Regions from separate parts of the Homo sapiens genome. Here region 2 is linked to region 1. The links are chromatin loops, found by intact Hi-C in ENCODE. Cell type or tissue: psoas muscle. All regions are shown on one strand.

Region 1 (5,000 bases):
ACTTAACTAAACTAAAGAACTTTTGCACGGCAAATGGAACAGTCAGCAGAGTAAACAGACAACCCACAAAGTGAGAGAAAATCACAATCTATACATCTGACAAAAGACTAATATTGAGAATCTACAATGAACTCAAACAAACTAGTAAGAAAAAAACAAACAATCCCATTGAAAAGTGGGCTAAGAACATGAATAGACAATTCTCAAAAAAGATATACAAATGGCCAACAAACATAAAAAAATGCTCAACATCACTAATAATCAGGGAAATGCAACTCAAAACCACAATGCAATATCACCTTACTCCTGCAAGAATGAGCATAATAAAAAAATCAAAAAACAGTAGATATTGGTGTGGATGCAGTGAACAGGGAACACTTCAACACTGTTGGTGGAAATGTAAACTAGTACTACCCCTATGGAAAACAGTGTGGAGATTCCTTAAAGAATGAAAAGTAGAAAACCATTTGATCTGGCAATCCTACTACTGGGTGCCTACCCAGAAGAAAAGAAGTCATTATACAAAAAGATACTTGCACATGCATGTTTATAGCAGCACAATTCGTAATTACAAAATCATCAGACTAACCCAAATGCCCATCAGTCAACGAGTGGATAAAGAAATTGTGGTATATTTATATGATGGAATACTACTCAGCCATAAAAAGGAATGAATTAATGCCATTCACAGCGACCTGGCTGAGATTGGAGACTATTATTCTAAGTGAAATAACTCAGGAATGGAAAACCAAACATTGTATGTCCTCACTGATATGTGGGAGCTAAGCTATGAGGATGCAAAGGCATAAGAATGATACAATGGACTTTGGGGGAAGAGTGGGATGGGGCGAGGGATAAAAGACTACAAACATAGTGCAGTATATACTGCTTGGGTGATGGATGCACCAAAATCTCACAAATCACCACTAAAGAACTTACTCATGTAACCAAATACCACCTGCACCCCAATAACTTGTAATATATATATATATTTTATATATATTTGTATATATATGTAATATATATGTAATATATAAATTATATATAATATATATCATATAAATATTAAATATATATTATTAAATATATATAATATATTTATATATCTGTTTTATATATATATATAAATAAAAGAAAATGCCCTTTGTTTGGAGATGAGTGATCCTACCTCTCTAATGCTGTCTCTGAACCCGAGTCAATTTTTAACTTCAAAATGAAGTTCAGAGCCTGCTTCACTGGAAATTCACATCTTGTCCATCAGCTCCTTCAAACTAAAATTGATACTGATCTTGACTTGTTTGCTTTAAAGCCCCTTTAGAATTGTTTTCCTCAGTTGCTTTTCATTCTGCTTCTTTTTAACTTTAAATTTGGCACCTCCTTCTTGACTTGATTCATGCTTTCTTTGCATAGAGTTCACCACGGTCTTCCTCCACCAGGGTCATGATAGTGCTGGAAATAGAGTCCTTGTCTTTATTGAGGAGGAAAAGTAGGCATCAGCTAAGTACTCCCTACAAAGTCATCCTACAAAGTCATCTTGTAGGATGACAGATTGTGATCAGAGTTAAGAAGGAGATTTACAGATGCTGTTTGAGGGAGTGACAGGGTAATCTGAGTAAGTCTGGAAATTAGGGAAGAGAGTAAGCATGAGCTGAGATTTGAAGGATAAGAAGCAGTTAACTTTTACAGAGACCAGTGGGAAGAGCATTCCAGGAAGCTGGAATGGAATGTGCAATGGTCTTGTGGCAAGAAGAATCACATGCATTAGACAATCAGAAGAAAAGACCAGCAGAAAAGACTGAATTGTGGAGAATGGGTTTGTGAGTGCCTGAGAGATGATACTGGTGCCAAATCAGGTAGGACCTTTTCGGCCATGCTAAGAAGGCTGACCTCAGGAAGCACGTGTGATCTTTATCCCAAAGATAATAGGATAGTATTAAATTAATTTAAGCTTGTCATGATTAGAATTGCCATGTATATAGAACAGATTGAGGATAGGGGAAAGGGACCCAGGGACGGATGCAGGGAAATCAATTAGGAGGCAAGAGATACAGAAGGCACAGTAACCACTTTTGAGGTTCTCTGAGTTTATATGGGAAAATTATTAGCAATTAATAAAGCAAGACTGCACTTCTCCCACTCACAAGGAAAGATTAAATGATCTGTAGTAATAGAAATCACTATCTCCAACATCAACTACAAAGTTAACTTTTTATGTATTTTCCTAGTAATTTTTCCCTTCTGTATGACAGAAATAACCCCTTCCTTAATGTCCACACCTAAATATTAAAGTATAATTACACAACGATCATAAGAGAAAATGCCATAAAAATATGTGACATTGCTGCTGCCTGTGATGACATTTCAAATTGGAGCCTGCACTGGAGATAGTAACATATTTAGGGAAACTATGTACAAAAGCAAGCTGGAAACTATTGTGTCTGTGTTCTCTTAAATGCAGCAACAACAGTAATAATGGTCTCTATAATGCCACACCTGAAAGAGAAATTTGGGGAAATAGCCAACCTTGGCTAGGAAGCAAATTGTAGAGGGTGGTACAGTCAGTTTGTCCAAGGCTGTGGAAGACTGGCTCCTGGCTGCCCACAATCTCATAGTCACATGTTGCTTCAGGCTTCAACAAGCTTAGTACAGTCATAGGCAGGAAATAGCAAAGTCAAAGGGATTAAGTGACTCTGCTGCCTGCATGTGTGTTGGCCCTATAGCAGACTCAGGAGCTGCCAACTGGCACTCGAGCTGCAGCTTCCATCTTAAAGAGAAGCAAGCTGTCCCCTTACACAAACCCAAATTTCCCGCTTCTGAATTAACCTGTCCTGGAAAGCCATCCTTGGCTTTGCAAACATTGGTAAAAACACAGCCCATCTTTTCTCCTCTCCCCACTGTGCATCTGCAAATCCCTACTGGGCACAAATGCAAAACAGTTGCCAATGTCCTTTTTGGGATTTGTAGGGCAAGCAGCCAACTGGCTGCCTGTAGGTTATTCACACTGCAATAGGGAACAAATTTCTTGCTGCAATTATCCCTAAAGTTCTACTGTTTACCCCAGGAATAAACTAATTGCTGCTGTAAAACACTGTTTCCCACACTGTCCGGCACACATCTGTAAATTCCAAGAGGAATGAGGGTGAGCAGGTTACCAGTTCAACACTTTTGGGAAGGAATGGAGATTGGCCAACTGGAATTCAGCTTATTATTCATGGTGGAATAGAATTTGAGCTTCTTATTGCAAATACTCTTGCATGTTTCAGTGCTTACCTGTGTACTTAACCCAACTTGGATCTCAATTTGTAATATGCCCTTGTTTACTACTGGCTGTGAACTGGAGGAAATGAAAAATAAAGACAATATGCACACCTCGAATATTTACTGAATACCTGCTAAATGCCAAGTAGTGTGTTTGGTGCTGAAAATTGTCCACGGGAATTTTATATTACTTAAAGAATTCAGTAAGGTATACTTTTTCCATCACCATCAACTATTTGACTTGTAAGTGGAGATTTCATTCCAAATAGCTTTTCAACTTCCCTTCACTAAGCTTCAGTCATCAAGCTTGGTGGTCTTCTTATTCCCAGCCAACATTTCATACAGTGTTTACTGAAACCACCTTCTGAAGTAGCTCGCCTTTAGAATGCTTATGCTTCTGTCCCTTTAAATAGACTATTGTTTTTGCCTGGAATACCCTTCTCCTGCCTCTCTGACCATGAAAAGCCTACAAATCTTTGTAGACCCATCTCAAGTATGAGGAGGCAGGGAGAGACACTGATATCCCTTAAGGGTGTGGTAAGAAATTTCACAGGCAAAGACTAAAATGAATACAGAGTTGCAAAGATTGGAACTGGGAAGCCCCTTAGGAATCTATATTTTTAAATATGCCTTTCAAATATTGTGATCTGTTTCTCATCTGCTTTCTGTCTGCCTCTCTTCTGATTCTTCTTTTAGCTGACCAACCACCTCTGATTGCACAGTGTCCAACATAAACAATAGCCTCATGGCTTTATCATCTTCAAGGCTCAGTGATCACCATTAATGATTACATTCTCTGTGTTGTTTAACTAATGTTTAAGGGAGATTCTAATGTGTTCCTGGTCTATAATGGCTCCAGCCTGGACCAGTGTCTCACCCTGGATGAATTGCCTATGTCTGGGAAACTGGGTTCCATGGTACTAGCCAGCTAAAGCTGTCATTTCAGTGAGACCACAGACAGGTTCACGGAGGAAGATTTTGTGAGCAACGCAGAAAACAGTCTGTTGTGTAACTTACCACACTTATGTTGTCACTAATGGATGTGTCTTTCTTCCCCCCACACACACTCCAATCTATTATGCTATAGATGCCTCTCCAGAGCCATATGTTATTTTTCTGCTACAATATCACTTGGCAGAGTCCTTGGCAAATAAATAGATTTTCAATCAACATGTGTTGAGTAAGCCTTTTAAAAATATAAATTGGATTAAGTTGCTCTTTTTCTTAAAAACTTCAGCGACTTCCTACTGTATCTAAAATAAAATTCAAATTTCTTTCCATGACCCCAAAGGCCCTGCAGGTTCTGATCCCTCCTACCTCTCCAAGTTAGTCAGGTGCATCTCCCCTACCTCTCCAAGTTAGTCAGGTGCATCTCACCTCTTCATTCTCAGTGGTCCCACTAACGGAATTTTTTTCCTTTTATTTCCTCTAACACATAAAAATTGTTCCAGGCTCAGCACCTTGACAAATATTGCTCCCTCTGTCTGGGATGTGGTTCTGATCTTCTCAGGGCTGGCGCCCTCTCAGTTCCCCTTTGGGATGCAGCTTAAATTTTATATCACCAGAAAACCCTTTCCTGACTCTCCATGTTTCCAACACCATTCTCTATCATTCTGCTCTGTTGGGTTTGTTCAAAGTGTCTATCACAATTTTGGATGGTTAGTTCACTTATTTACTATCTTTACCCTAGGTTAGACCATAAAGGCCACAAAGTTGAGGGCATATCCCTTTTGTTTTCTTCC
Region 2 (5,000 bases), 77 kb after region 1:
CTTGGAACATGCTAATGCCACCATTTTCTGAACACATGCTCTATTAAGAACCACGATGCTTGACTACACATGGCACATCAACAATTACCTCGTGATGTAGTTTGGATGTTTCATGCCCTCCGAATCTCATGCTGAAATGTAATCCTCAATGTTGCAAGTGGGCCTAGTGGGAGATGTTTGGGTCATGAGGCTGGATTCCTTATGAATGGCTTAGTGCCATCCCCTTGGTGAAGAGTGAGTTCTCACTCTATTAGTTCAAGTAAGAGCTGGTTGCTTAAAGAAGACTTATATCTCTCTCACTTCCTCTCTTACCATGTGACATGCCTACTCCCCCTTCAACTTCTACCATTATTGTAAACTCCTGAGGCTTCACGAGAAGCCAAGCAGATGCAACTACCATGCTTGTACTGCCTGCAGAACTGTGAGCCAAATAAACCACTTTTCTTCATAAATTATGCAGTCTCAGGTATTCTTTTATAGCAATGCAAAATAGACCAGTAGAAAATCGTAAGGAAGAGAAAATATATTTACTATTCATTAAGTGGAAGTGGCTCCTTAAAAAGTCTTCATGTTGAGTAGACTGAGGAAGAAGAGGAAGAAGAGAAAGGGTTGGTTCTGCTGGAAAAGCATACCTTGCTTTTCCTTGTCCCCAATCACCTTTCCCCGTGTTTTGGACCACTTTGCACCTTTATCCCAAAAATATCTTTAAAACCCTATCTTTGGGGAAGCAGATATGAGATTTGCTCTCCCTTCTCCTCGCATGGCAGCCTTGTGCATAAAATCTTTTCTTTTTTCCAAAACCTGTCATCTCAATAATTGGCTTGCTGCACACAGGCATCTTGAACCTGGTCACTAACATACTCACCATTTTGGAAGCTCTCTGAAAATTATCCTTGTGGGTTTCTATGGAGGCTTTATTATATAGTCATGATTGATTACATCATTGGCCACTGGTGGTCAACTGAACCTTCAACCTCTCACCTCTATCTGGAGGTCAGAAGATAGGGTTGAAAATTTCAGTCCTCCTTGGTTGGGTGTGGTGGCTCACGCCTGTAATCTCAGCACTTTAAGAGGCCGAGGCGGGTGCATCACCTGAAGTCAGAAGTTCAAGACCAGCCTGGCCAACATGGCAAAACACCATCTCTACTAAAAATACAGAAATTAGCTGGGCGTGGTGGTGCATTCCTGTAATCGCAGCTACTCAGGAGGCTGAGGCAGGAGGATCGCTTAAAGCCAGGAGGCAGAGGTTGAGTGAGCCAGGATCACACCACTGCTCTCCAGCCTGGGCCACAGAGCGAGACTCCGTCTCAAAAGAAAAAAAGAAAAGAAAAGAAAAGAAAAGAAAACCTCAGTCCTCTGATCACAGGCTTGGCCTTCCCTGTAACTAGCCCCCATCCTGAGGCTCCTCAGGAGCCACGAGCCATCAACCATCTCATTAGCATGCAAAAACACACATCAGTTAGGGGATTTTAAGAGTTTTAGGTGCCATATGCCAGAAAATGGGGATGAAGACCAAATATATATTTCTTTTTATAAATCATAATATCACACTAAATAAGGAATAAGAGATAATTTTCCCCTCAAAGAGATAGACCATAACTCCCCATCCCATAAGTGTAAGCTACATATATTGACTTCTTTCCAAACAGTAAAGAAAGGAAAGCTGGCTGTGGTGGGGAGAGAAGGAGAGCATAACTTTATAGTAGAGAAACCTAATAAACCTCATCTCAGCCAAGTGATCAAAGTTAGCAGCAACAGTGATGTCATGTTAATACCATGTACCTTTGATATGATTTAATAAGAATAGCCCTTTACCTCTGTGTTCTTCCTCCTCAAAATCTGTAACACCTGTATAACTGAAAAAACATCATAAAAATTGCATACGGATGCACCCTACAAACTGACTACTACTCCTCAAAACTGTTAAGGCTGGACCGATGTGATGGGTCACACCTGTGATCCCATCATTTTGGGGGGCCAAGGCAAGTGGATCACTTGAGACTAGGAATTCAAGACCAGCCTGGCCAACATGGTGAAACTCTGTCTCTACTAAAAAATACAAAAATTAGCCGGGCATGGTGGTGCACACCTGTAATCCCAGGTACTCGGGAGGCTGAGGCACGAGAATTGCTTGAATCTGGTAGGCAGAGGTTGCAGTGAGCCGAGATCGCACTGCTGCACTACAGCCTGGATGACAGAGCAAGAGCAAGACTCTGACTCAAAAAAAAATAAAAAAATTAAAAATTAAAATAAATAAATAAAAACTGTTAAGGCTATTAAAAAAAATAAGAAAAGTCTGAGAAACTGTCACGGCTAAGAGAGGCACTAGGAGACATGAGTAAGTATAATGTGATATCCTAGATAGAATGCTAAAAGGATCACTAGGTTAAAATGAGGGAAATCTGAATAACATACGGACTTTAGTTAATATATCAACATATTGGTTCATCAGTTATGACAAATGTCCCATGCTAAATGTATGATATTAATCATAGGGGAAACTGAGCACATGACATAGGGGCACCATCTGGACTACTTTCACAATTTTTCTGTAAATTTAAATCTATTCCAAAATTTAAAAGTTTACTTAAAAAATCCATTCTGAGTTATCTTCTCCAACTACCCACTACCAATCTTAAGTAAAGAATGTCTCTACTCATTTTAAATTTGTAAAAAGTAAATTGAAACCAACATTTTCAAAATGCCCCTTTTGATCATCCTCAATATTGGCATGTGGCAAGTTTATTGGCAATGATAAAAGTGTGTGTTTTGTTTATCTGTATTTCTCCCTGCAAGGAAATAGTCAAACTTTCATGCTCTATTGTCTGACAGTGTTCCTGTTGCAAGGCAGAAGTCTGAAGTTGTCTGAAGACAACTTCATTTTTTGGCTTGTGTCTTCAAAACCCTAAATTTTTTTTTAGTAGATCATAGTAAGTGTATTTCATATAGGGTGAAAGAAGTGAGAGAAGTATTAAAGAAAATGAAGTATTAGGAATAGAGAGAAATAGGAAAATGTATAGTTCCCCAAACTCAGGTATGTTACAGAGATCCTTGAGTCCTATGACTAGTAGGGATCCCAAACCTGTTTCCTCTCAGCTTCCTAGAAAATGACCAGGCCTCAGTAGACTGAATGGATCAACCTAGGAAGGCTTCACTCAGAACACTAGCAATCCTGATCTTTCCAAAGATGCCAATGCCCAGACAGAGAAGCAGCAGAGCCCCTCTACAAGGGCCCACACCAGGGTTAGCCCTTGAATGTTTTCTATACTGCCTAAGATGCCGGGAACTTTCCTTCAACTCCCTAGGAACCCCAGTTTTGATTGACAGTCAATTCCCTGCTAAGCCAGCAAGTTAGAAACTGAGAGTCAAATTTAATTAAATTTTTGTAAAAATAATCTAACCTTTCCTCTGAATTTGTACAGTAAGTTTTGCACCTGCTTCAGAAACAAAGTGTAGAGCTATCACTGAAAGAGCATCAAACACTGCACTTTGAGTTGAAGAATAAAATGTTGCATACGAATATCATACCAGATAGAAGGGAGACAAAGGACTCCTGAAAGATGCTCTCAGCAAATATTTTATAATAAATATAATATCATTTACTGAATCCCTAATTGGACACGTCCCTATGTAAGCTAAAAATCATCAAAAAAAAATCATCTACCAAAAAAAAGCCTACAGCTTACATCATACTTAGTCATTAATGGATTATATGATAAAAATATGCTAGGATTGTGCATACATAATTGCAGTTATCCATACTGTATGGAGGGAACCAGACAGAATTAGCCCACTTTGAGATGTGAGAAATGAGTCTCTATGCAGAAAAATAACTCACCCGAGATCGCACTGCCAATAACTGTCATAGCTACAGAGATAGAAGGAAACTCTAAACCTGTCCTCTCTTGAATGCTAAGGTTCACCTCCCTCTTTGGCCTCAGCTAGGTCTGCCATTTTTATCACGGGACTATTTTTATGCAAGATTTGCCAACCTGGGAAAGAGTGGCTTTGTTTTTATAGGTTGTGTCTTCTTCGGGTAAAGAAAGATTTGGGTCAAAAACAGTTCCATTTCATTTTGTAATCAGAAACGTTTCATGGAAAATTAAAATTGCTACACAAGCTATACTGCACACATCATGAAGTGTTCACTCATAAGAGATCATTGAGGCACCCCAGGACACTTTGCCCGTCTTCAGATCACACTCCTTTCATTCGATGTAGAACATTTGGTCTGGGCTTCAGAACCCATGAAAACCGAGCTGATACTTCAAACGGTGGATACTTCGGGTCAGGCAAAATAGCATGGAAACTTGTACATGCCATAAGCACCTCATCTATCCGAGCCAGAGGAAGACATCCACTGAATGTCTGCATTCAGCTCTAATCCAGCCTCCCTAGGACCCACAAAAACACGAGCATGTCCCTCCATTGTAATGCAGACTCTACCAAATAAACAAGCACCTATAGATTTAAAAACTTTTGAGATAATGTATCACATTTTAAATGATAACATAAATAAGCTGCTTCAAGATTAGGACCTTACATAAGTGGTATTAGAGTCACTGCAGCTGTTCAGTGAAAGTGTCTCTTTCTACTTCTTCCTGCTGATTTTTTTTGTCCTTCTCTGCCAAAAAAGCATTTACTACATTTTTTTTCAATATTTTCTCCGTGTCAAGTGGAACTTTTTCATCCAAATTTCACTGCTCAGGTCCATATGTCTCCTTTTTCTTCTTTTTGTATTTTTTTTTAAGATACCACATAACAAAAATGTTTCTCTTATATTAATTTTGTTACTCAGGCAAAGTAAACCATCAGTCCTTGGTATGTCATACAAAAGCCAGAAGAGTAGTGACTCACTCATGCAGAGATTTTATTTAAAACATTTGCTCTGTGGTCAGAGTAGATTAAAGACAGATCAGGTTACCCTCAGAGCAGTGCAGACATAGTGAGAGTGAGAGATGTTGCCACTTGGTAGATAAACCACACACCACTCACATGAC

What was found. Peaks named below come from ENCODE experiments on the same cell type or tissue, not always from the same donor. Only the 100,000 strongest peaks of a DNase experiment are listed, where the experiment ranks them.
Region 2: a loop joins it to region 1, with 2.2 times the contacts of the local background. A loop is called at or near these places in 2 of 110 quality-filtered maps.

Annotation. Positions count from the first base shown.
Region 1 is chr17:69,731,529-69,736,528 of GRCh38, reverse strand. The region is part of intron 3 of LINC01483 (long intergenic non-protein coding RNA 1483); the gene reads right to left. Among named protein-coding and RNA genes, the nearest start is that of LINC01483, 140 kb to the right of the region's middle. In psoas muscle, no CTCF peak of the experiment used is centred here; a DNase peak (open chromatin) is centred at 2,728; H3K27ac peaks cover 2,723 bases.
Region 2 is chr17:69,655,015-69,660,014 of GRCh38, reverse strand. All of the region lies in intron 3 of LINC01483 (long intergenic non-protein coding RNA 1483), which reads right to left. Among named protein-coding and RNA genes, the nearest start is that of LINC01483, 64 kb to the right of the region's middle. In psoas muscle, no CTCF peak of the experiment used is centred here; no DNase peak of the experiment used is centred here; H3K27ac peaks cover 618 bases.